Regions from separate parts of the Homo sapiens genome. Here all the other regions are linked to region 2. The links are chromatin loops, found by intact Hi-C in ENCODE. Cell type or tissue: prostate gland. All regions are shown on one strand.

Region 1 (8,000 bases), 880 kb after region 2:
GCCAGAGCTCTGAGCCCTTGGAGGAAAGGTGTGGGACCCTAGAATGACAGGCCATGGGGAACACACAAGCCCCAAACCTCAGAGGCTCATGTGAGATGTTTCACAAACCACACACCCATTGAGAGCTGGCTGCAGCCCTGTTCCACGTTATCTTCACACTGGGACCCAGGTGGGTGGATGGGTATCTACCTGGCATGTAGCTGACGCTGGTGCAGAGGGAGAAGACAAGCGAACCACATACTGGCTCAAGGCATCTGCCTTGGTGACTTGTGCCACCTTTACCCATCTTCCACTGACCAGGATGAGTCCATGCCTGAGTCCAACAAAACACAGTAGGATGTACAATCCTACCGTGAGGAAGACAGAATTTTTGGCAAGGAGACATCCAGTCTACCAGAGATGCCCAGCCAAACTACAAAAAAATATGTTGATGTACAAGGTCTCATACATGCTCTGACAACAATTTCAGGGCTGGGTGCAGTGTCTTGTGTCTGTAATCCCAGCACTTTGGGGGCTGAGGCAGCGGAGATCGCTTGAGGCCAGGAGATCAAGACCAGCCTGGGCAACATGGCAAGACCTCATCTCTACAAAAACAATGAAAAAACAAATTAGTTCGGTGTGGTGGCATGCGCCTGTGCTCCCAGCTGCTCAGGAGGCTGAGGAGGGAGGATTGCTTGAGTCAGGGAGTTCGAGGCTGCAATGAGCTGACTGCACCACTGCACTCCAGTCTGGGCAGCAGATCGAGACCCTGTATTTAAAAAAAAAAAAAAAACCAGGGAAGGAGAGGGCGAGAAAGGAAAACAATAAATTCAAATATTTTACACACCCAACTTCATAGATTATATAAAACTTTATACCAACTCAATAGCGTGCATTATTTTCAAATACCAATAGAATATTTAGTATGGCCCCCTTCCCTGCAAAATGATTCTAAAGTTCATCTGGAAAAATAAATGTGCAAAAGGACATACAACTTTTTGAATAAGGAAGAACATAAATAAGGCTGTCAGTATCAGTGTGATAGTGATCAATGGAATAGTCCAGGCCTACACTGTCCAACGTGATAGCCACAAGCCACACGTGGCTATCATGCCCTTGAAATGTGGCCGGCCTGAACAGAGATATGCTGAAGTGTCAAATGCACACTGGACTTAGTAGGAAAAACACTGTAAAACAACTCCTTAATGTTTCATATCCATTACATGCTGAAATGATATGACTTAAAGTATTATGAAAATTAATTTCATCTGTTTCTTTGCACTTTTTAACTGTGGCTCCTAGAAAGTTTTAAATTACAGATGTGGCTCACATATTTCTATTGGCCACTGCTGGTCTAGGAACAGACCCAGATTTTCCATCCACATCCTTTATGATATTTCCCAATGGAAACTTAGAGATTTGTCTTGGGTTTTTTCTTTGTTTTGATTTTTTGAGACAGTCTGGCTCTGTCACCCAGGCTGGAGTCCAGTGGTGTGATCTCAGCTCACTGCAACCTCCGCCTTCTAGGTTCCAGCGATTCTCCTGTCTCAGCTTCCCAAGTAGCTGGGATTACAGGTGCGTGCCACCATGTCATTTTTCTTGTAGAGATGGGGTTTTTGCTATGTTGGCCTGGCTGGTCTCGAACTCCTGGCCTCAAGTGATCCACCCAATTCAGCCTCCTGAAATGCTGGGATTACAGGCGCGATCCACCGTGCCTGGCCAGTTTTCCTTGTTTTACGTTATCACGGATTCAAAACGTCCACTCTCTGGCCCTAGCTGCTGCAGGTGTCTCTTGGCTTTATGTTACTTAAGATTTAAATTTTCCATAAAAGCAAAATCATTGATCTCTCTTGTCATGGTATCTTTCCCACTCTAAGTTCCAAAGCTTTTCCATGGACTGATCATTTAATCACTGTGGCATTTATTTGGGGATGTGGACTGGGGCAAGATGAATCCACGCTGCTTTAGGGGTGGTGGTGAAGAGCACCTGGCCTGGGGTAGCAGCCTGGTTTTTAGTTTCAGCTCTGCTCTATCCACGAACCACTTTCCAAAATCACCATCTTCTACCTCTTGGGTCTGCTCATCTACGGAGTCCCTGCCTCCCTGGGTTGTGTCAAGGACTCAGTGTTACCTGTAAAAGAGACAGCACCTGACACAGTAAGCACTCCCTAACTCTAGCTACAACTCTCATTTTATCTTAGAACTGACATTAGTTATCGTCTGACAGATGTTGATGTCTACAAGTGGCATACCTGAAGTTGTACAAGGTATAGCAGTAACCCTAAAACCCAGCCTCCATGGTGATGCCCCAGAGACCAGAGGGGCAGTACTGACACCAATGCCTATAATGAGAACAGGGTGGAAGCTCTAGCCTCCTGCATCCAGCATTCCACCCCTCTCCCCTACACCCTGGGCAGATTGCCAGATCTCTTGCCAGCACTGGCTTCTCCCGTGAGTTTCCAATTCACACCAAGACATCCCCTGGATGCCCCACAGGTAATTAAAAGAGGGCGTCTCAAATGCACTTGCCCGGGCAGCTGACTTGCAGAGGGATGGAGCGAGGACCTTCATAAATCTGCTCCTCCTTAAGAACAATGAGATTTCTGGCAAAATGGTTAAAAGTCAAGTTTTTCAGAACTCTGGAAATTAATCAAAGGCAACAATCTGAGAAGCATTTATTCGAGGAGTACAAGTCCTTCACCAGCCTCCAACTTGCTCTTCCTCCAGCATTCCAAACCGAGTTTAATGGAGGCACCCTTGCAGGGTAGGACTCTAAGGCGTGGGAGTCCCGGGTAGCAGCCCATCCCACTCATCAAAGCCCAAGGGGCTTTATCTGAGGATCCTGACTTCATCACGTCTTGTCTGTCCCAGGCTCCATCCCAGGGGAATCCCTTTTTTCTCATGTCTACACCTCCACCTCACCCACCCTTCTCCCTGCACCAGAAGCATGTTTTAATGTTTGAAACCCCTCAATGGTTCCCTGGAGATAAAAGCTAAATCTGCACACCAGGCTCTGTGAGCATTCCCTAAGTTAGTCGGAAGGCTTCCGTAGACCTTTTCATGCTCCAGCAATGCTGGATTATAGAGGAAAAGCTTAGACCTGGGTGTATGGTGACCTGGCCAAAGTCACACCCAATTCCTGCCAGGACTTAAAGCCAATAGTGGCTAAGGAACTGCAGGGGAGCTCCCTGGGACCAAGCACTGTAGAAGCAGAGGGCATTTCCATGATTAAATTGCCTTATGAGGTTATCTCATCTTACAGATGAGGGAAACAGAGGCTGTTAACCACACAGGCGAGAACCTGGATGGAGGGGAAGATGGGCACCTGACAATGGCCACAGCTCAGGCTTGGCCAGGACAGAGACGGAAAGAACAAGCCAGCTGGGTTGGAACTGGGAGGAGCTCCCAGGAGTGGGTGTGCGGTGGGAGGATATCTCCAATCAGAATGACCCTCAGGCTACGTCAGCTCTCTAAAAACTAGAGCTCAAGCTCAACAGCCCTGCAGCCAGAGGCCTCAAACGTAGGGGGCAGGGGCGGGGCACTGGGGTAGGCCTGGGCTGCAGTGGCCAGCCTTCTTTAAGAGCAGGGGCTATTAAATTGAGGCAGTATCTCATCCCATAACTTACATGTATTTTTTACATCATTCTTATCACTACAGTAAATTAAATAACTTCACGAATCTATTAAGAATGACAACCAAAGAAGGCACAACCCGTTTTGGAAGCCAGTGCTTTAAACTGAGTCTGGCCAGTTAACATGCAGTGAAGAAGTCGGAGGACGCTTGGCTGCCACCTGGTGGGACAAGGAGAGAGAGGAAAAGGCCAGATAGAAATTTCTGGCCAAATTGTCTTCAAAAAACCATGGGTCTCCTGCAGAGGCAGTTGTGTGGGGCCTGTGATCCAGCTCGCCACACTCACCACCCCCCCCCCGCCAATTCTTCACCACTGGAAAAAAATGGACTCAAAGCTGCAGTTCATACAATTGAAGATTTATGTAAGTTACTTACTTATTTTTAAACTGCACAATGCTGAAGCCAGTCTAAAAAAGAATCAAACACACCACTGCAAGTTAATTCAATGAGTTACTTTTTTTTTTTTTTAAACAGATTTGTACAGCAAAAAGTTCCCAGATCACAGTCTCTACCATACAGTCACCTGTCCAGTGTGCAGGAAGCCACAGGGGCCCTGGCCAGAGGGGCCAAGAGCAGAAGCTGCACTGCAGAGTTTACTTCTACCTACAGGTGACATGTGGCTGGAAGAATCTTGAGTTCCCTTTGTTCTCCAGTGTATCTTGTACAAAATATTACATTTGTTTAAACACATATTTACAGAGTTTGCACAAATAGAAAATGGTTACAAATTACAACCAGGCTTGGCAGGATACCAGTTCCCCTCCCCACTGACCAAGGTCAGATGTGATGACCATTTCATATTTACAGTTGCAATTTAAAAAGTCTGTGTTTAGAGACCTAAATGAAGTTTATAAAAACTGGTTAAATATCATCAACTCATTTATGTAAGCTGTACAAGTAGTGGATACCAATTAGTCAGTTCATGTCTTGCTCCCTGAAGAAAGATTTTGAAGTAAAAGAAACCCTCTCAAGCAAGCAACATACATCCCTGGCCTGTCTGCCAGTTTGTTTGGTTTTTGCCGGGGAAGGAGATAGAAGGAAGAAGAGGGGAATGGAACAGGGGGAATAGGACAATCTGGTTGAAACTGTTTCTATTCCTTTTTTTTTTTTTTTTTAAACAGCTGAGAACCAGCATAAGCCAGCTGGCTTGTTAAACACTATCCTTTGGCTTTGCGAAGAGAACCCATAGTTCCATCCTTTTTTCTCAGAGACGAAATGTCTTCTCAATAGGACTACAGTATGGAGAAAGAAAGGACTTTCTGGAGAGGACAATGTTTGTTATTCCGATGTTCATCTTTGACTTGAGTGCCAAGCCCAATTTCAACAGTGCAAAAAAAGACTCTCAGGAAGCAGCATGGGGGTCAAAGGCTTGTGTAGTAGCTGTCTACCCACTGGGCAAGGCCTCGCTCCACCAGGGACCGGTTTATCAACACCACCTAGAAAAGAAAGTTCCCTTAAAGCTTTTGTCCATGGCATCCTGGGGCCATCTCCCTAGCCAACATGAGTTCTCCCCTCCCCGGTTGCCACTGCAGGCAACAGATGTATGAGAGTAACAGTGTAGGCCAGACGCAGTGGCTCATGCCTGTAATCCTAGCATTTTGGGAGGCTGAGGCAGGTGGATCACCTGAGGTCAGGAGTTCGAGACCAGCCTGGCCAACATGGTGAAACCCCGTCTCTATTAAACATACAAAAATTAGCCAGGTGTGGTGGCAGGCACCTGTAATCCCAGTTACTGAGGCTGAAGCAGAATCGCTTGAACCCCGGAGGCGGAGGTTACAGTGAGCCAAGATCACGCCACTGCACTCCAGCCTGGATAACAAGAGCAAGACTGTCTCAAAAAAAAAAAAAAAAAAAAGAGTAACAGGGTGGGGGACATGGCTTATGCTCTAGCCAACAGGAACATTTATTTAAGTATTCTGTTGGCTGCTGTGGCATAAGGATAGGGTTTTTTTGTTTTTGTTTTTGTTTTTTGAGACAGAGTCTTGCTCTGTCACCCAGGCTGGAGTGCAGTGGCACAATGTTGGTTCACTGCAACCTCCGTCTCCCAGGTTCAAGTGATTCTCCTGCCTCAGCCTCCCAAGCAGCTGGGATCACAGGTGTGCATCACCACACCCAGCAGATTTTTGCATTTTTAGTAGAGATGGGGGTTTCGCCATGTTGGCCAGGCTGGTCTCAAACTCCTGACCTCAAGTGATCTGCCCGTCTCGGCCTCCCAAAGTGCTGGGATTACAGGGGTGAGCCACTGTACCTGGCCAGGATAGGCTTTTTAATATGCTGAAGAAATCTAAGCTTTCATACCATAAGATAGAGGACAGAAAAACTCAACAGACAGAAGGTCCCAGAAAGTCTCGCACAGGGTTTCTCCACCTTGGCGCTATTGACATTTGCGGTTGGATAATTATTTGCTGTGGGGGGCTGTCCTGAATACTATGGGATGTTTAGTGGCATCCTTGGCCTCTACCCACTAGAGGACACTGACATCACCACTGCCAATCAGGACATCCAAAGTGTTCCCTAGGAGGTGCTTGTCTACAGTTATATCCTCTGATTAACTCAAGAGGAAACAAATCCCAGGACCAGCTCCTAATCAATCCATTACTTCGGGCCAGCAACACAGAAGGAAAAGAAGGGCAGAACTTACTTCATCTCCAACCACACTCCACAGCTGAATCAGAGGAAGACCAGTTGGACTGTAACTTGTCACCTGAAGAAGGGGGGTGGAAAGAATAATATGGTTAGGTTTTGTGTCCCCACTCAAATATCATCTTGAATTGTCATCTCCATAATCCCCATGTGTCGAGGGAGAGACCTGGTGGGAGGTGATTGGATCATGAGGCGGTGTGCCCATGCTGTTCTCGTCATAGTGAGTTCTCATGAGATCTGATGGTTTTATAAGTATCTGACAGTTCCTCCTTCACATACTGTCTCTTGCCTGCCCATCATGTAAGACGTGCCTCTTCCCTTTCTGCCATGATTGTAAGTTTCCTGAGGTCTCCCCAGGCCCGCAGAATTGTGAGTCAATTACACCTCTTTCCTTTATAGATTATTCAGTCCCAGGTATTTCTTTACAGCAATGTGAGAACAGACTAATATCAAGTATTAGCTACTTCATGCACCTTTCCTTAAATACTGCTGGTCAATCCAGGGCCAAGCCACAGGAAAGAAGGCATTGAAAGGTCAGTTCCCAAGAACCCAGCCAGCCTGCCTCCCCCACCCCTGCCAACCACACACCTGAGCAAGCAGTGCTGTATTCCCCGTCATCTCGCTCATGGCGGCATCTGCTTCCGGTGAAAACTGGTCATCGTCTTCAGGAGGAAAAGGAAAAGCGGCATTTAGGCTCTCACTGAGGCAAGGCACCCTTGTCATGTACACAAGTTTCAGGTGCATTCCAAGTAGAATGCTTCAGATGCTGTGGAACTTGAGAACTGCACTGGGGAGATCCACCCAGGTCAGAGACAGAGCCTAGGCCTCCATATGACTCCCAGTGGATAAACTAAGGGCCGCTACTGCATGTTGCCCACTGGTGCAGCACAGACAACAGATGGACAGAAACTTCACCACTAACACCACCACCAATACCACCAGCAGCAGCACCACCCCCACCCCCACCAACTCGGATGCTGGCAGTGCAGAGCATATGTGTTCTTCCACAAAATTAGTAACACCAAGTGCTATCCCCACTTTACAGGAGAGAACACTGAGGCAAAGGTGGATTCCTGAAGGTCAACCAGCTCCCAAGTGGTGAAGGTGGGAATCAAACCCAGGCAGTTGGCCACACAGCCCAATAAGGCCAGCCACTCAGAGTGGGCAAGGCGCTGCGGCAGCATTCAGCTTTGCTGGATTACAAAAGTTACATAGAACACCATACCCAAGGCAAGCAGTGGCAAGGATGGGAGAGACAGGGGTTTACCAAGGAAGATCCGGGAAAATCTTACGAAGGAGAAAGTTTCAGCTGGGTCTGGACAGATCGCTTAGATGGACAGAAGCAGAGAGGAAGGAGGGGCAACAGCAATAAAAGAAGCAAAACAAAGATCTTGCCCCAGTGCTCCCTCTAAGCCGACTCCAGCTAGACTGTAGTATTTCTAACGCATGCAAATCGCTTAAGACAAGCAAGAAGGAGATCAGAAGGGGCAAACCTGGGGAGGGAGTGGGATGGGATGAACTATCACCTACAAATATAAAATTCCTAGCCATAAACAGCTGCCATTTCGCCACCCTCTACACACCAGATCTTAGGTTTATGTAATTCTCACAGCCAGCATCAAAGACAGGTACCATTCCCATGTTCTGGGGTGAAAATTGAGGCTAAGTCATTTACCCAAGATTTTGCCAGTCCTCTTCCCTCTGACAATGCTTTCATAGTCTAAGACACCAGATAGGGTGTCCCCAC
Region 2 (8,000 bases):
TTAAAGAAAACAAAATTGGAGTTGAAGAATAAGTAGGTTTCCAATTGGCTATTGCCGTTTTCTTTGAAAAAATAAACATTTTTTAAAAAACTATGCATGGTTGTCCTTTTTCCTCTTCATGTAAGATTCTAACTGGGTCTATCAGTTAATCTTTAAATTGTTAAGTAAGATAAGATTTTGACTCTTGTGTTAATGTGTTAGCAAATTAAAAGTTCTTAAAAGGCAATCTAATGGTATTAGCCATCTTTTATTGTTAATTGTAAAAGTCTTCAGGGGAAAGCAAAAGGGGAGAATAAGGCATTTGTGTATGTAACTTGGTAAATGACGGTGGGGGATGGATCTAGCATCTGAAAGATAAGCTTCTCTACTTTGTTATAAAGTGGTTAAAAAACTATAGATGCTGCTTATTTTCTGGTGGTCATAGACAACATAGGCTTTTGTGCAAAATTGGTTGATGGCTACTAATGTTCACTTGGAGATAGCTTTTGATATTCTCAATGAAACTCATCTCAAAAAAAGGTAAGTATTAAATGTTAACATCAGCACAGATGTATTAGAACTGTTTTTTGTTTTTGAGACAGAGTCTCGCTCTGTTCTCCAGACTGGAGGGCAGTGGTGTGATCTAGGCTCACTGCAACCTCCACCCCTGGATTTGAGTGATTCTCGTGCCTCAGTCTCCCAAGTAGCTGAGACTACAAGTGTGTGCCACCCTTGCCCGGCTAATTTTGTATTTTTAGTAGAGATGTGGTTTCTCTGTGTTACCCAGGCTGGTCCCAAAACTCCTGGCCTCAAGTGATCTGCCTGCCTTGGCCTCCCAAAGTGTTAGGATTACAGGTGTGAGCCACCATGCTCAGCCTGTAGAACTTTTAACCCAAGTCTCATTTCTTTTTTGAAAGGGAAGAGTGCACAAGATTAACTGCTTCTTTGGATGAATCATTGTTAATAAAAAGCTGGGCATTTAGAATTTTGCCTTATAAGCCCTTCTCCAACCATAAGATTATTTTGTACCAAAAACTTTGGTGTTCTCTACCAAAGCAGTTAAAAACTTTTAGCCTGCTACTTCTTGTATTTGTCTACTGACAGCCCCTTGGTACTATTTAGGTTGGGGGAGGGGACCTAAAATAAATAGACTTTAACATTTCCCTTGGGTGCTAATCATAGTTGGAAGTTGAATTTAAGGTGATTATTTGGGTGACAATTAAAAACCTAAGGAAAACCAGAAATCTTGGTAGTGGAAGAAATGTGTAAGGTCACCCCAATCGGTAGATTTTAATGAACGTTGTGGAATGTTGGGAAGAGGGGATGTTAAGTTGAATGCAGAATTTCACTAAGTACTTAGTGTAAGTTTAAGGATGTAGCTCTTTTTATCTAAGAATTCAATGTAATGGCCAAAAGGCAGATTTACTGTTTAAAAATTTGAATAATTTTACATGACATTCTTGAAATTCTAAGAAGTTTTATGTGTAGAACATTTTAAAAATTCATCAGATTATTAAAGGGAAAATAAATGATTAATGATAATTTTGGAAGGTTAATGTGAGCTAGACTTAAGTAAACTTTGGTTCATTTGTGTTCATTGAATGTTTTGGAAATGACCAAAAAATGTAAATGGCCTTCACTCAAGTTTGAGTGTTTAAAGTTGAAAGATGTGCTCTACTAAAAGTTATAGTAATTCTAACCTCACATTGAAATGAGACAGTATTCCTTGTTATACAGGCTGAATTTGAAGATTAGAGAGGATCTAATGTTTACTTAGGTAAAGGGGCATAGGTTTTGTAGTTAAGATGACCAGACAGCTAAAAGCTGTGATGGGAAGTATGGACTGCTCCTATTTATAGTCTCAGAAAATGGACCTTTAGGTCTCTATCCGTATTGGCAATTATTAGAAGAAAGTTACACCCTTTTGAAACTACAAAAGCTGTCTTGGAATTTCCCCCTCTTCTCCCTATTTATGTCCCCTTAGAATATTTTAGGGAGCCTATAATTATTTTCTAACCAAGGAAAAACTTAAGTCTCTTTAAGAAGCAATTACTTTTCATAACATCAGATTGAATAACCCACCTTGCTGTTCAGCCCACATCCTACTGGAAACAAAAGGTAAGAAACCCATTTTCTGGTTCTTGATTGTTTGGGTCTGAATTTTGTTTTTAAAACTAAGCTAAGTTTAATGTTTTTTAAAATGCTGTTTGGAATATGAATAGATTCCCCGTAAAATGATTTTTCCTAAGTTTTATGCTTTAGTAAATATTCAGTGCTCACGTCTGTGCATCATAGTGCTTGCGTTTAATATGATTTATTGTAGAATCTCAACTTTTCTTGGTGTTTGTTGTCTTTGAAACATTGTCTTGGTCATTAGGGCTGGTGTTTTCACATTTCTGTGGTCAAGGTGGATTTCTTATGTGTGCCTTTTTGCTTACTTTGTATATGAATTTTGTAATTTAAATTGCAAGTAAGTTATATATATGTATTTACCATAAATAGTATTAAAAGATGAGAAACTGTTAGACTGAAGTTCTGTTGTAACATAACCATTATTTCCATCACAGTATGAAGACTGCAAACGCAGAAAACAGATTACAGTCTCTTATCCATTTTTTGAAATCCAAAAACTACGAAAACAAAAGATTTTCTGTTGTTGAGCTAATTAAATGTGAACCCTGACCAGAATTGCTGCCTTCATTTTGCACTTAGTGTGACTAAACTGTTTCCTGTTGAACTTCATTATTCATTGCACAGTTGCCACAGACTTTGCTGAGGGTTTTATGTAATACAGGGTATATATGTACCTCATAAAGTGCATACAGCTCTGAATCCCAGATATGTCTGTCTCCAAAGAGTTCATATAAGGGATTGTAGGAACTGTACTAGCATACACAGGCCTAATGCTTTTGTCTGTAACTGGGGTGTCTTGACTGAAAAACCTGTTATTGTGAATCCTTTGTTGATTGAATTTTAAGTTCCCCCATCTTTTTAGGCTGAAGCAGCCACAAGAAAAAAAGGTATGGCCCACATTTCTTTACATTCTGTTGTAATAGTGGACTCAACAATTATATCCCATTGAAGCAAATACTCAGGCATCCTAGAGTGTACAATACAACATTCTTTTGAGTTATTGTTTCTGTATCAGTACTTAAAGGAACATTGACCAATTAGATCCTATAGGAAAAGCTGGGATTGGCATGAAGTAAAGAGATTATCAGGAAACATCTGTTCATTATGTCTATCGTGATTGTCTATTGAATGAATAGTAATGCTGCCAAAAGTAACTTGCTTTAAACAAACCCCAAGAGATTATAGTATACTTAAACCAGTACTTATTCCTGTTATTGAGACCTTCACGGTGCTTCTTGGTAGCTTTGAAAGCTAATGCCTAACAACCCTGAGGGTTCTTGTGAGCTTGTAGTGATTAAAGGAAGGATTTTTTAATTATTATAAAAATCACTCCGTGCTTCATTAATGCACAGAATAAAAATTGAATAAATGACTCTGTCATATAGAAGTTAATTTAGGCAAATATAACATTTGTAATTTACAACATTTTAATAGGTGCTAGGCTGGGATTTCAGGGGGTGAAAAGTCATTCATGACTTTTCATAAGAAGTTTACTGTTTAGGTAAGCAAAACAACACTTAGTTCAGCTTGATACTCAAGCATCGGGTTAAAAAGCATCAGACTTCTGTTACCAGACAACTTATAAGTGCCAACTATTGGTAGAACTGTGGACATGAAGATAGTGGAAACAGCTTCTCTAGGATGCTATACTCATCTCCACCAAATGCACTTTGAACAAAAACAACTTGTAGAAATAGGTCTTAATTTTTTTTGTTTGTTTGTTTGGTTTTTTTACAACATGCTGTACTGCTCTCCATTGGTAAGTGCTAGGGAAAATCACTTAGCCACTAGAGGGAGCTATAACACAAAATTAAGCAGGAAATAATCCCCATTATAGATACATAGAACAAAGTAGAGACCAGCTAACTACCTTGATCCTCTGTATCAGCTCTAAAGTTAGATGGTTTGGGTAAGTTTTCTTGCAACTTTACCTTTGTCTTCCCATCTTTTGTGTAAAATTCTTCCCCTTTTCAGCTTTTGCATCCATTTAGGTTTTCAGAGTTTACCTTACAGGCACTCATTTTGTAACAAATCTAGGTTCTGGGACTAAGAAAATACTGAAGACATAAGTCTGCTTGTTTTTCTGCCTACCTTGTACATCAGGTATGGAATAATAAGGCCATGAATGTGAGAATTGGGAACAGGAGTTAGGTGTGCTGGGGAAAACTAGACATAACAATTTGGTTATGAACTAGAAGAAATGAATATGCTTTTAGAGACCTGCAGTTTGCTTTTATGGAGTGACAGTTTCAGGTGTGATGATCTTCTCAGTATTACTAAGAGGTTCTTAAAGTTTGTCTTAAAATCCTACTTATGTGTCAGCTTAGCTGTTTTCTATTTTCTAGGCCTCACTTAAGTAGCAGGTTGTCTTGTGATCAAAAAGTCAGTAGACACAGTAGTTAATGCCATATTAACAGCTGAAAATTACTGAAAATTTAACACTTTTAGTATCTGTCATTCCCATCACCGCTTTCTCCCCAGGTTTCTTTTATAAAAAATGGAAAGGACACAAACTTGTCTCCTGTTTACAGTATAAATTGTCATTGAGAATACTAAACCTTTTAGGCCCATATGATGGGATTTAGTCATCCAGAAGACAGGTGTGGGACAACTGGCCTTAAAATGTTAATTTTAGAAAATCAGTCTGTTTCAAAGAATAAAGCACTAAAAGTGGACAAAGTGGACTTCTTGTGGGGGGAAAAGTAATCAAGTTTACACAGTAGAGATTTCCCTGCCTGCTAAGGTAACACTAAGTAGCAAGGAAAGCTACAGAAGGTAGTTACTGTTAACTAGTAGTCTTGCTGCAAATTGGATTGACAGCTGAAAGGGCACTAACTAGATTGAAGCCTGTCTTTAATCCTGTAAATGTTAGCTCTGGTGTCCCTTTGATAATTTTTAAATAACTTTTGAAGATGCACTCTGAAGCCACAAATTAGGCAAATGAAAATTCAGAATTCTCCTTGTAGAAAGAAAAGTGCTAAACCTGGAGATTGTAAAGTGCTAAGAAAAACCATGGTAGAATTGTTCCCTCAGGTGCTGTGTATTAGAGGAGGAGTCTTTATATGTCATTTTGGGATAAGCTTTCAACAATTATTAAGGCTTAATACATAAGATTATAGGATCAGTCAAGCAAAAGGGAAGGTATAACCTTTAGATAGGACTGGGAAGTGCTGGGTGAATGTCTTCTACCCTTAACGGTGGTAGAAATTTGAACTATAAAATAACACCAAGAGTGACATTCACATTTTTTTTGTCTTTGTTTTTGACACAGGGTCTCACTCTGTCACCCAGGCTGGAGTGTAGTGGCACAATCTCGGCTCACTGCAACCTCCGCCTCCCGGGTTCAAGCGATTCTCCTGCCTCCCAAGTAGCTGGTATTACAGGTGCCCATCACCACACCTGGCTAATTTTTGTATTTTTCATAGAGACAGGGTTTCACTATGTTGGCTCAGCTGGTCTCTGAACTTCTGATCTCAAGTGATCCGCCCGCCTCGGCCTCCCAAAGTGCTGGGAATACAGGTGTGAGCCAGCGCACCTGGCTGACATCCACAACTTAAGGCTAGAAATGTAAAATGTTGGTTCGCAGTGTAACAAGCACATTCCAAAGAAAACTCAAATGGCTCCTTTGTACTCTAAAAATAGTAAATTTGCAGCAAGGTGATAGTCAAGTTCTGTGTCTTCAGGGTGCCACCGCATCTATGATTTAGATTAACCTAGAGATGTGTTTACTTGCCAAATAGAGTTCTTCAAGATGCTGTTTGGATTTGTCTTCCCATCTCCAGTTGCCATATCAGCATTTTTGTCTGTACCCAAATTCATATTACTGAAGTGTTAAAGCTGGTTTCAGTGACTCCAGATCCTTAAAACATGTCACTCCCTTAATATGAGTTAACAATGGGTTATATTCTACCTTTCCAATTTATCCTGTTCTCAATCACATCTTCCCCTACCCTGGTTGATTTGGTAAATACATGTATTTTTTAACTCTACAGACCCAGGAACTGAATATATTTATATTTCCCAATGAGCTAAATGCAGTGCTGACAGTTTTAATATTGATGGGCGAGATGGGAAGAATTTAGTATTCCCTAAAAGCAAAGCACTGTAGAAGTCTGTTTCACAAGCTATTCGTTAACTGGGTGGATTATTGGAGAAGGTATTTTAATACTAATAACTCCTCAGATGTGAAGCCAGAAAATTTGAATTAATCTAAATGCTAGCCTAAGTCCAAGTATAATTGGATAAGTAAATGTTGCTCCCAGAATTGGTCTTGCAAAGTAAGACCAATTGTAAGACCAAAGTAAGTGGTTTTGATGTAAGCTGTGCACACTTTCAGTACAGATCACCAAGAATTGATGACATTGTCTCCAAAAAGACTAAATAGTTGCCTCCTAGGTATCCTTTTTCAGTCATTCTCTTTTAAGCTTCTTACAGAGGAAGCTTTAAGTTGCCTCAGAATTTAGTGGTATTGCCTCAATGAGAATTCCTGCATATTTCTCTTTGGGATGGAATCATTTTGGTTGTTTTTTTGTTGTTGGTAACTATTCATAAAGAGATTAATACATAACGATGTATTGTGAAGAGACTAGATAGCATGTATATTATTCCTTGGGTTGGGAGTCTTAAGCATTAACTTTAGGACCCTGACCCTGGTCTTTAGGTTTATAGGATCAGCTAGCTTAAACAATTCTCTCAAAACCAAGAGACCCAGCATCCATACATTTTAACACCCCACATCATAAATCCCATAAGCAGCCCCATTCCTTTTGCCATTAAAAATCTCACCCCTTCATGATCACACCTAATGACTGAAGCATTCTTGAACTAATTGCGTTGTTTCTTATTTGCTTTTCTTCATGTTTTAAAAAGTGCTATATGTGCAGGTGGACATGTTGCCCTTAAGCTGTTCTCTAGTTTAATGTGTATGCTTTGTTTTCTTCAGCTACATAGTAAACTGAGAGCAAAGGCTGTTTTTTTTTTTTTTTTTTTTAAGACAGTGTCTTGCACTGTCACCTGGGCTGGAGTGCAGTGGCGCAGTCTCGGCTCACTGCAACCTCCACCTCCTGGGTTCAAGCGATTCTCCTGCCTCAGCCTCCCAAGTAGCAGGGATTACAGGCACCTGCCACCACACCTAGCTAATTTTTTGTATTTTTAGTAGAGACAGGGTTTCACTATGTTGGCCAGGCTGGTCTCAAACTCCTGACCTCGTGATCTGCCCGCTTCGGCCTCCCAAAGTGCTGGGATTACAGGCATAAGCCACCGCGCCCGGCTCCCCAAAGTCTTATGTTTTAAACTTTTTGACATTTCTTCTAAGATGTCCAGAATGCTAGTACCTGCACCTTAATAAATGTTTGTGAATAAATACATTATTGAAATCTTAGGCAGGTGTGCCACATAGCTTAAATCTGAGACACTGTGTTCTTTAGTCAGATCATGCATATTCTTAGAATAGTAACCTCAAAGGTTTATACCCTTGCTACCTTTTTTATATTTTTTGTAGAGACAGGGTCTTGCTCTGTTTCTCAGACTTTTTGAACTCCTGGGCTTAAGCAGGCCTCCCACCTTGGCTTCCTAAAGTGCTGGGATTACAGATATGAGCCACTGCGCCCAGTCCTGATACTGTGGCTCATTTTAATTCTCACGTAGTATTTAGTTTCATTTTGCAGTTTGAAGAAATAGGCCCAGAGATGTTAAAGGGGCAGGCCCAGAACTTGAATCCAGATCTTGTGGTGAGAAATTCTTGTTTTACTATCACGTTGCTTTTTAAAGCCAGCCTGCTTTTTCCAGTTGGGAGGCCTCGGGGAGAAAAGTCTGACCCAAGTGAGAAACACCTGTAATATCTACCAGATGCCAGCAGGGTGTCCCATGGTGCTGTCTTTGATCCATGT
Region 3 (8,000 bases), 340 kb after region 2:
TGAGCCCCTACTGTGTTGCCAGGCATGTTGGTAGGTGTTTCACACGATCTTTTTTCATGCTCCGAACATCTTGTAAGAGCAGCTGTGTAACCCCTGTTACAGATAAGAAGACCAAGGGTTTGAACAGCTAGGAAATGTGTCCAATGCCACACAGTGTCTCAGACAGGACCAAATCTGGCTCTAACTTGAAGGCACATGCTTTTTAAATCATGCTGCTCAGTTGTCCCTTCTGGAATCACACTTTGACAAGGTTTCCTCTGTTTACTTGGATCTTTCTTTGCCCCAGAGAAACTGCAAATTCAAGGACACAGAATAGATTCTCCAGCCTTGGAGTAGAAGCTCCTAAGGGCTTGGACCCTGTTGCCTTTCCAAATTGGGAGCTCCCTGGCAGTGGAAACATCTCTTCCATCACGGTGGGGGTTCCCTGAGGTCAGGATCTGACTGCCCCAAGAGATACAGGACTGCCTCTCTCCTGAGGACTAGGCCACCCTCCACTACGCCACAGCCCAAAGAATAAGCAGACTTGCAGTACTGGTGGGGTCAGCGTGGAAGCAGAGAGGGCACTGCCAGAGGGAAAGTAAGCCCTGGTTAACCCTGGGCCCTCGCTAGAACTCCCCTCCCCCACCCCAGGAAAGTGCCTGGACCCAGGGGGCCACCCAGAGAGCTGATCTCAGTCCTAAAAGACCACTCCATTCTGCTGAGAGCCAAGTCCTTTTGGGAGCTGGCACACCCTAGGGCTGAACGGTATTTACTGCCCAATCATATCTAATAGAAAACTCACTGCTGGGGCTCTAGCAGGCAGGGGGCAGGGTGGGGTGGGGAAGTTATCCCAGGGGCAGCCCCTTGAGGACCCACACAAAAGACTTTCCACTTGAGTAGCTCCTTTTTAATAATTATAAAAGCACAGGAGTTTAATCCATTTTTGATGTAAGCACTAATAGTTCTGTGTCCTTGAAGTTCAAAGCAGGCGCATACATGTCACTAATTAGCCAAGCACAGAGCCATTCAGCTCCCTCTCATGTTTCTAATTAGGTCTTTAATAACAAACAAACTCCGACCTTACCAAAAGGCTCCCATTGGTCAGTCAAGGAGGGCGGCTGCTTCTCTGTTTACAGTTGCTGCAGGCTGCTAGTTCTACTGGTACATGCCCTTAATCTCAGCCAGGACTGGCCTGTCCTCGAGAGAGACAGGAGGGTCCCTCTATGAGGACAAAAACCCCTTGGTCCACCCTGGAGGGTGGCCTTCCTGACCCTGCTGGGAAGACTAATGGAGGCTGGAGAGCCGTGGGCTCCACAGCAGCAGGCTAGAGATCCCAGCCCCACCTCCCCACCTCCCAGTTAGAGGAGGCTGGGGTACCAGTGACAGCCACAAAGATGTTATGGAGCTTTACATCCAGCAAGAACATGATGATACTTGAGCCCCGTGTTACACACTGGGCCTGCCTGAGGCTCACCCTGCTAGATTCTGGTTTGATGGGTCTGTGATGCAGCCTGGCCACTGCACAGTTTAAAAACTCCCCAGGTGATCCTAACAGGATCAAAGTTCCTATTAGGAACAGCAGCAAAGTTCAAGAGCCACTGAACTGGCCACAATCTCTGGGTTGATTTGCTCATTGACAGCAGCTATTAACAGGTCCACTATTATTCATGAATACCATCCACACAGAATCAAACCCTAAGAGATTTAATCAACCACACCCAAGGATGGAAGTCTGAGGACAGATGTGTAAAATGATACACAGTTCTGGAACCGCTTCTGTCCCTCCCATTGCCTTCATGCATTAAACAATTCATGGCTGTTTTCAAATTCCCACGAAGTTTCCTATCACCTGGAACCTCTTGGCTTTCTCTCCACTCACTTCTCTCAGATCTTTTTTCTTTTTTTTTCCCCTTTTTTGAGAGGGAGTCTTGCTATGTCACCCAGGCTGGAGTGCAGTGGCGCACTCTCAGCTCACTGCAACCTGGGCCTCCCGGGTTCAAGTAATTCTCCTGCCTCAGTCTCCCCAGTAGCTGAGACTACAGGCACACACCGCCACACCTGGCTGATTTTTGTATTTTTAGTAGAGATGGGGTTTCACCATGTTGGCCAGGCTGGTCTCAAACTCCTGGCCTCAAGTGATCAGCCGCCTCGGCCTCCCAAAGTGCTGGGATTACAGGCGTGAGTCACCGTGCCCGGCCTGTTCTCTCAGATCTTAAGGCACTGTCACTGTCCCTGTTCCTATCTCCAAGGAAAAGGGATTTCCAGCTTTGGAAACAGCAGCAAAACAGAGCTGTAGAGCTGAAATGGCTCCCAAGGACCCTTTAGTCTGAATTCCTCGTTTAGTAGAGGTGGAAGCAGGCCTGGAACCAAGTCTTCTGATTCCCTACTCTGCCTTCTATGCTCTTATGCTGCCTCTATTTTTTTTTTTAAGCTGTTAATCATCCTCACTGGAGTAATCAACAAGGCAACCTCTCCCCCTAGGAGGGAGAAGGAATAGAAAGCAAGCCTCTCAGCTGCTTTAACTTCGAAGGCCAGGGCATGGGGAGCCACGGGGACAACCCTGAACACAGTGTAAACCTCCAGCAGATCATTTCCAAGCCTGAACGGAATGTGCCCTTTAAGCCAGATGGGAGGGGAGTCACTGGAGTCTTGGGGGCTACCTCCATTGAAGACTTAACGACTATTTTACACACCTGGAGCTGATCAATCAAAAGCCAGAAAACACAGAAGGACACAGCAAAACTGGACTAGGGGTTTCCTCTGACACCGGTCCATAGTGTCTGCTTTGCTGCTGTGTGTCTGTCTTTTCTCTGAAGGATGGTGACGCTGCCGCCACCTTTCCACCTGAGTCAGTGACGGACCCGGACTCCAGGACATCCTGGATCCTATGTCTGTCACACTGAGCCTCTCCTCTTCTCCCCAAGGTCAGAAGCCCACCCTCTCCAGGATATAGTCAGAAATAACTTCCCGAAAGAGGGGCGAGCGGGGCTGGGGTGCCTTTCCCGGCTACACAAGCCTCTGCCACAGGCACGCAGGCATCAAATGTTTACCACAGACCTGGGCAGACCATTTTATTAATATTAATAAGTAACCAGGAACAAAGGGCCCCTTTATTTTTAGCTTTCTCTAATTGTGTAGTAATTACTCATCTACAAAACAAATGAGGCCCTGCTCGCGGTTGCCATGGTACCGGGTGCCCAGCCTCCCTGCAGGATGATTGGCCAAGAAGCCCGCTGCTCCCGCCTTGGCCCCGCCCCTCCACCCCGCCACTGGCTCAGAGCAAAGCCCCAGCAACTGGGCAGCCAATCCCCTCCCAGCCCTAAGGCCGGGCGGGGCTTCCCAGCGACCTTCCAGAAGCGGTCCTCGCAGCCCACAGGAAAAAATGTTGACTCATCCCTACAGAGGACGTCTGTCTTCCCAGAGAAGCCCGCCCGTGCTCCATCGCCTAGTTTCTTCTGGGCATTGGCTAACTTCCCTCAGCCTTGTTTCAGCTAAAGGTTCCCTTCCAATAATTCTCTTCAGGCTGGCTTCCTCTTACACGACCACGCCTCCTCCCGGCCTCCTTTGTCTGACATTGGTCTGAGTGCATTCAGGGACCAGAAACCTGTCAGCCAAAGCCAGGCAGTGTCTGCAACAGCAGGAGCAGGTGCAAAAAATACTTATACCGCCTCCTGAGGCCACTCGTAAATGATTTGGGGTTATCTCCTCCCCCAAGGATAATGGAGAATTTAGTTAAGAGCAGCTGTGGTTTTTTCTTGAGTGTCTGTTTTAAGGTTGCAGAGCCTGGCTCAGCCATCCCAGGGCTGGTACGATGGAGCGTCCGCTGACAGTGGCTTAGAGGACAGAATGACGACAGGCTTAGGCTCAAATCCTGTCTCTGCCACTTCAGATAAGCTACTATCCTTTCCAAACTACAGTTTTTAAATCTTTAAAATGGGAATGAGAATGACAGTGCTCACTTCATAGGGTTATGAGAATTTAATGGGATAAGGCAGGTGGGCTTGACATGGTACTTGGCTCACTCATAATACATGTGAGCTATTATTATTAACATCTATTATCATTATTGTATTCAAATTGACTAGGATGTGTCTCTAGCATTCTATTGACCACTTACAAGATACCTTCCCCTGGAACCCTCTTAGCCTATACCACGGAGTGGCTGCCATCGTGGTGTTCTCATCCCCTGACAGATCTAATTTCAACAGCCCATCACAGCTGTTCAAAGGCATTATTTGTCTGCTTCCTGTTCTGTAGGATCCCAAGCTGGGAAGGGAGACCTTTTTAAAAAAATTAATATTAATAAGCAACCAGGAACAAAGGGCCCCTTCATTTTCTGTGTTTTCTAATTGCATAGTAATTACTTATCCATATGAAGAATGAGGACTAGGCTGACTTTGCCGCCGGGAGGCCTGATGGTTTGTATTGTTGGGGAAAGCAGGTGCCACCCGCAGACACATGCAAAATATCTTCCAAGGACCCATAATCTCACCTTTCATTCAGGAGAGCTCACCCATGAGGAAGAGGACTGAGGACATGGGCAAAGGAGGGGGTGCCCCAGGTAGGGTGAATCAGGTATGGCTTTCTGGCACTTTGAGCCAAATTTTGACAGAGAGGGCAAAGACAAGGACAGAGGGAAATGGAGTGGCAGAAAGAAAGGGGACAGTGGCCACCTCAAGGGCAAAGGAATGGGAAACAATAGCCCCAAGCAGGGAATAAATAACAACTTGTTGGCAGAAGCAAAGGAAAGTTAAGGGAACTAAGGCAGAGATTTGCCATGGAATGCCCTCCTGTGTCTGCTTTCTCAATGCCTCTCACTCCACACCCCTTGCTCCAGGTCACGAGCCCAGCCCCAGCCCCAGACCCCAGGATTAGGGGTCAGGCTGTTCTTTGTGGAGCTACAGCCAGGCTTATCTTCTTTAGATGGTTCTGTCCTTACTGAGCGCCACTTGCATGAAGAATACGAACCTCCCTCTCCTGTGACTATATCAACATGGCTTTCAAGATCTCCCAGAACCTTGACTGTCTCTATCTCTTCAAGCCCATATTCCCTGCCTAGCAGACAGCTTCCCACTCCAAATTCTCCAGGCCCTGTGTCATGTCTTGCCTCCTCCACTAAGCTTCCTGCCTTCTGGGTACTCTCTGACCTTGTAGGAATCTATCCTTATTAAAGGCTAGCTCTCACATCGGTTGTGTACTTTTGTCCTCCCCAGAGGACTGGAAGTCGGCTAAAGGCAAGGACCATGCCATGGACTTATTCTGCAGCCCACCCCAGCCCCTAGCATGATGTTGAGTCCAGAGTTAATCGTCTTATGGATAAGAGCAAAAGGCCTACTGCTTCTTGAGCAGCTATATACTAACATCTATGGAGTGTTTACAATGTACACGAATTATCTGTAACTTGTCCTCCCACCTCAGTCCTGCGTCTTGAATCCATCCTGGACAATGTTGTCAAAGCTTGTCTAACATACAAATCTGATGTCAGTTCCTAGTTTCAGGCCTCCCATGATCTCACAGGCCCTGCCCATGTAAATCCAGTCTCCTTAGCGTAGTACCAAGGGTCCCCTGCTCTGATTCTGCCCAGCTCTCTGGCTTTACCTACAGTTACTCCCCTGTTGCATTTTATTCTCCAGCCAGAATAAAGCAGGGCCTCCACCTCACTCCATTGTCCCGAGGTCTGGTGGCTTTGCCCATGATGTTCCCCGGCCCCCTGGGGAGCTCCTATTTGTCCTTTAAAAGTGGAAATATTCACTCCCCTGTGAAACATTCCCTGACTTCCCAGACAAAGCTGATCACTTCCTCCTCTGTGCTACTTCTGTTCATTGGATAGGCTTATGTTACCGGGCTTATGGCATCCTATTGTAATTACCCATTAGTTTCCACACTAGGTTGGGAGATCTTCAATGGCGTGGAGACTGCTTAGTATTTATCCATGAACTTCCAGGAACTTCCAGGGCTGTGGTGGGCATCCACTGGTTGTCTCTCTGGCATCATTCTTCCTTTTCCCCTCTTATCAGCATGCAGGTTTTCCTTTGGGAACCCATCCTTACACCACCGTGTAAAGAGCCATTCGGTTTAGAGGGGGTGGATCCCACCCTCAGTGACTGGTTTTGTAACCCCAGCCTTAGCCAAGCAGCACAAAGCTCTGGACTCTTCCTAGCATTCCAGACCATCTGACTCCCCTCTTCTGGACAGGACGGTATGATGCCAGAAACTGCTGCAATCATTTTGCCACCATGAGGAAAACCAATATAAAGACAGTATTGAAATGAGAAGGAGGGCGAAGCTAAGAGAATTGCAGAAAAAGGATCCCTGAACAAGCCAGGCACGAAGCCCACTCTTCTATGGAGCTTCCAGGATGTCAGCCAATAAATCCCCCATAATATTTAATTCCCTGTAACATTAACCTATAGTGTTTAATCAGAGTTGGGAGGTTTCTGATACAGTCAAAAGCACCCTTGAATCAGGCTTAGGACAGTACCTACCACATATAACAATAATTACTATTGTTATATACTTAATAAATATCTGCCACATTCAACTCCATGGCAGATGTCCCGTAGGTCCAGTTCTGAAATCTACATCTGAAAGATCAGACTATGAGGTTTTAGGCCAGAGACTGAGCGCTTGGCCTATATAGAGCTAGAAGCTGAGGCTACTTGGGCTGTCCCTACATGGGCTTTTATTTTATTTTATTATTTTTCCTACATGGTCTTTATTCCTGCTTGTGCCCGGTGTCCTGGGGGGCAGGTGTGTCCCTCATAAAAAACACGGCTTCTCCAGAGGGCTACTTAAGGAGGCCAGAGACCTGGGTTCAAGTCCAGGGTTCTTCACCTTTAACCAAAGCCTTGCTCTCCGGTAACCAGGTGTGTGATTTTAAATAAGTCACATGGCCATTCTGTAGCCCAGCTTTCTCACAAAAACAAAACAAAAACATGCTTGTAAACCAGGCCACAAACTTCTGCCTTCCTGACCGTCTCCCAGGGTGGCTATGGTAATATACATCACGGTGTATATCTGAAAGTCAAAACTCTGCAGAGGCCAGGCACAGTGGCTCACACCTGTAATTCCAGTGTTTTGGGAGGTCAAGGTAGGAGGATCATTTCAGGCCAGGAGTTTGAGACCAGCTTGAGCAATATAGTGAGACCCTGTCTCTACCAAAAACAAACAAACAAAAAAAGAAAAAACAAAAAACACACAAAAAAACCAAAGCCGGGCATGGTAGTATGAACCTACATTTCCAACTACTTGGGAGGCTGAGGAAAGAGGTTCACTTGAGCTCAGGAGTTCAAGACTGCACTTCATTCCAGCCTGGGCAACATGTGAGAGTCTGTCTCAAAACAACAACAACAAACCAACCAACCAACCAACCAACCAAATAAAAAAAAAACCTCTGCAAAACACAAGCAACCATGAATGATACACCCGGGCACATGCTCCTTGGATGGTTCTCACCAACCTGCAGGTTGATCAGCTTTAGGGGCCTCCTAGACCCTGCAGTGCCCCCACCCAGCCCAGGGTGCAAGGAGCGGGTCTCTAGACCCCTCTCTGTTGTGCTCTGCGCGCCCTTATGGAGCTATGAAGGACACCACCACACTTTCCACCCCTGCTCCAGACAGCTGGGCCTGAGCTCCTGAGCCCACACAAGAGCAACGACCAACCAGCTCAGGGGGCAGGCAGAGATGTGTCAACCACTGAAAATAATTCCACTGATTTGAAAGACCATTAACATTCCCCCACTCCATTCACTTTAGGATTAACTTATACTTAGGTCTGGGCTTCAAGGCTAGTCACTAATTGCACTAGAGTTGATTTATCAAGTGCACAGTATTTCTATTACAAAATTATTGATTAGAGCTGATGTATTTTATCCTCAACAGGTTTGGTCTGAAAGCCCTTGGAAAATGAATGAAGCTGAGGTCAGCAGCGGGCAGCTGTCAGCATTATTATAAATTCACTGGGGTTACTGAAATCCAATGCTGGACTCTTTATGGTGAAAGTCCTGGCTCTCCCAGAAATGA

What was found. Hi-C counts contacts between places; a loop is a spot of excess contacts. Peaks named below come from ENCODE experiments on the same cell type or tissue, not always from the same donor. Only the 100,000 strongest peaks of a DNase experiment are listed, where the experiment ranks them.
Region 1: a loop joins it to region 2, with 2.5 times the contacts of the local background. A loop is called at or near these places in 22 of 110 quality-filtered maps.
Region 3: a loop joins it to region 2, with 2.8 times the contacts of the local background. A loop is called at or near these places in 8 of 110 quality-filtered maps.

Annotation. Positions count from the first base shown.
Region 1 is chr17:57,117,296-57,125,295 of GRCh38, reverse strand. AKAP1 (A-kinase anchoring protein 1) reads right to left here. Exons shown (of 11, transcript NM_003488.4): 9 at 6,842-6,915; 10 at 6,252-6,314; 11 at 3,952-5,046. The coding sequence ends at 4,972. Among named protein-coding and RNA genes, the nearest start is that of AKAP1, 36 kb to the right of the region's middle. In prostate gland, a CTCF peak has its summit at 3,787 (motif pointing left); DNase peaks (open chromatin) are centred at 3,760 and 4,265; H3K27ac peaks cover 3,867 bases.
Region 2 is chr17:57,995,586-58,003,585 of GRCh38, reverse strand. SRSF1 (serine and arginine rich splicing factor 1) reads left to right here. Exons shown (of 4, transcript NM_006924.5): 4 at 1-2,667. Among named protein-coding and RNA genes, the nearest start is that of SRSF1, 7.7 kb to the left of the region's middle. RefSeq lists an enhancer at 7,862-7,911. In prostate gland, CTCF peaks have their summits at 3,904 (motif pointing right) and 7,975; DNase peaks (open chromatin) are centred at 3,905 and 7,985; H3K27ac peaks cover 1,030 bases.
Region 3 is chr17:57,658,414-57,666,413 of GRCh38, reverse strand. All of the region lies in intron 11 of MSI2 (musashi RNA binding protein 2), which reads right to left. Among named protein-coding and RNA genes, the nearest start is that of MSI2-AS1, 54 kb to the right of the region's middle. RefSeq lists an enhancer at 1,375-1,981 and a silencer at 3,160-3,452. In prostate gland, a CTCF peak has its summit at 3,451; a DNase peak (open chromatin) is centred at 3,383; H3K4me3 peaks cover 484 bases; H3K27ac peaks cover 2,456 bases.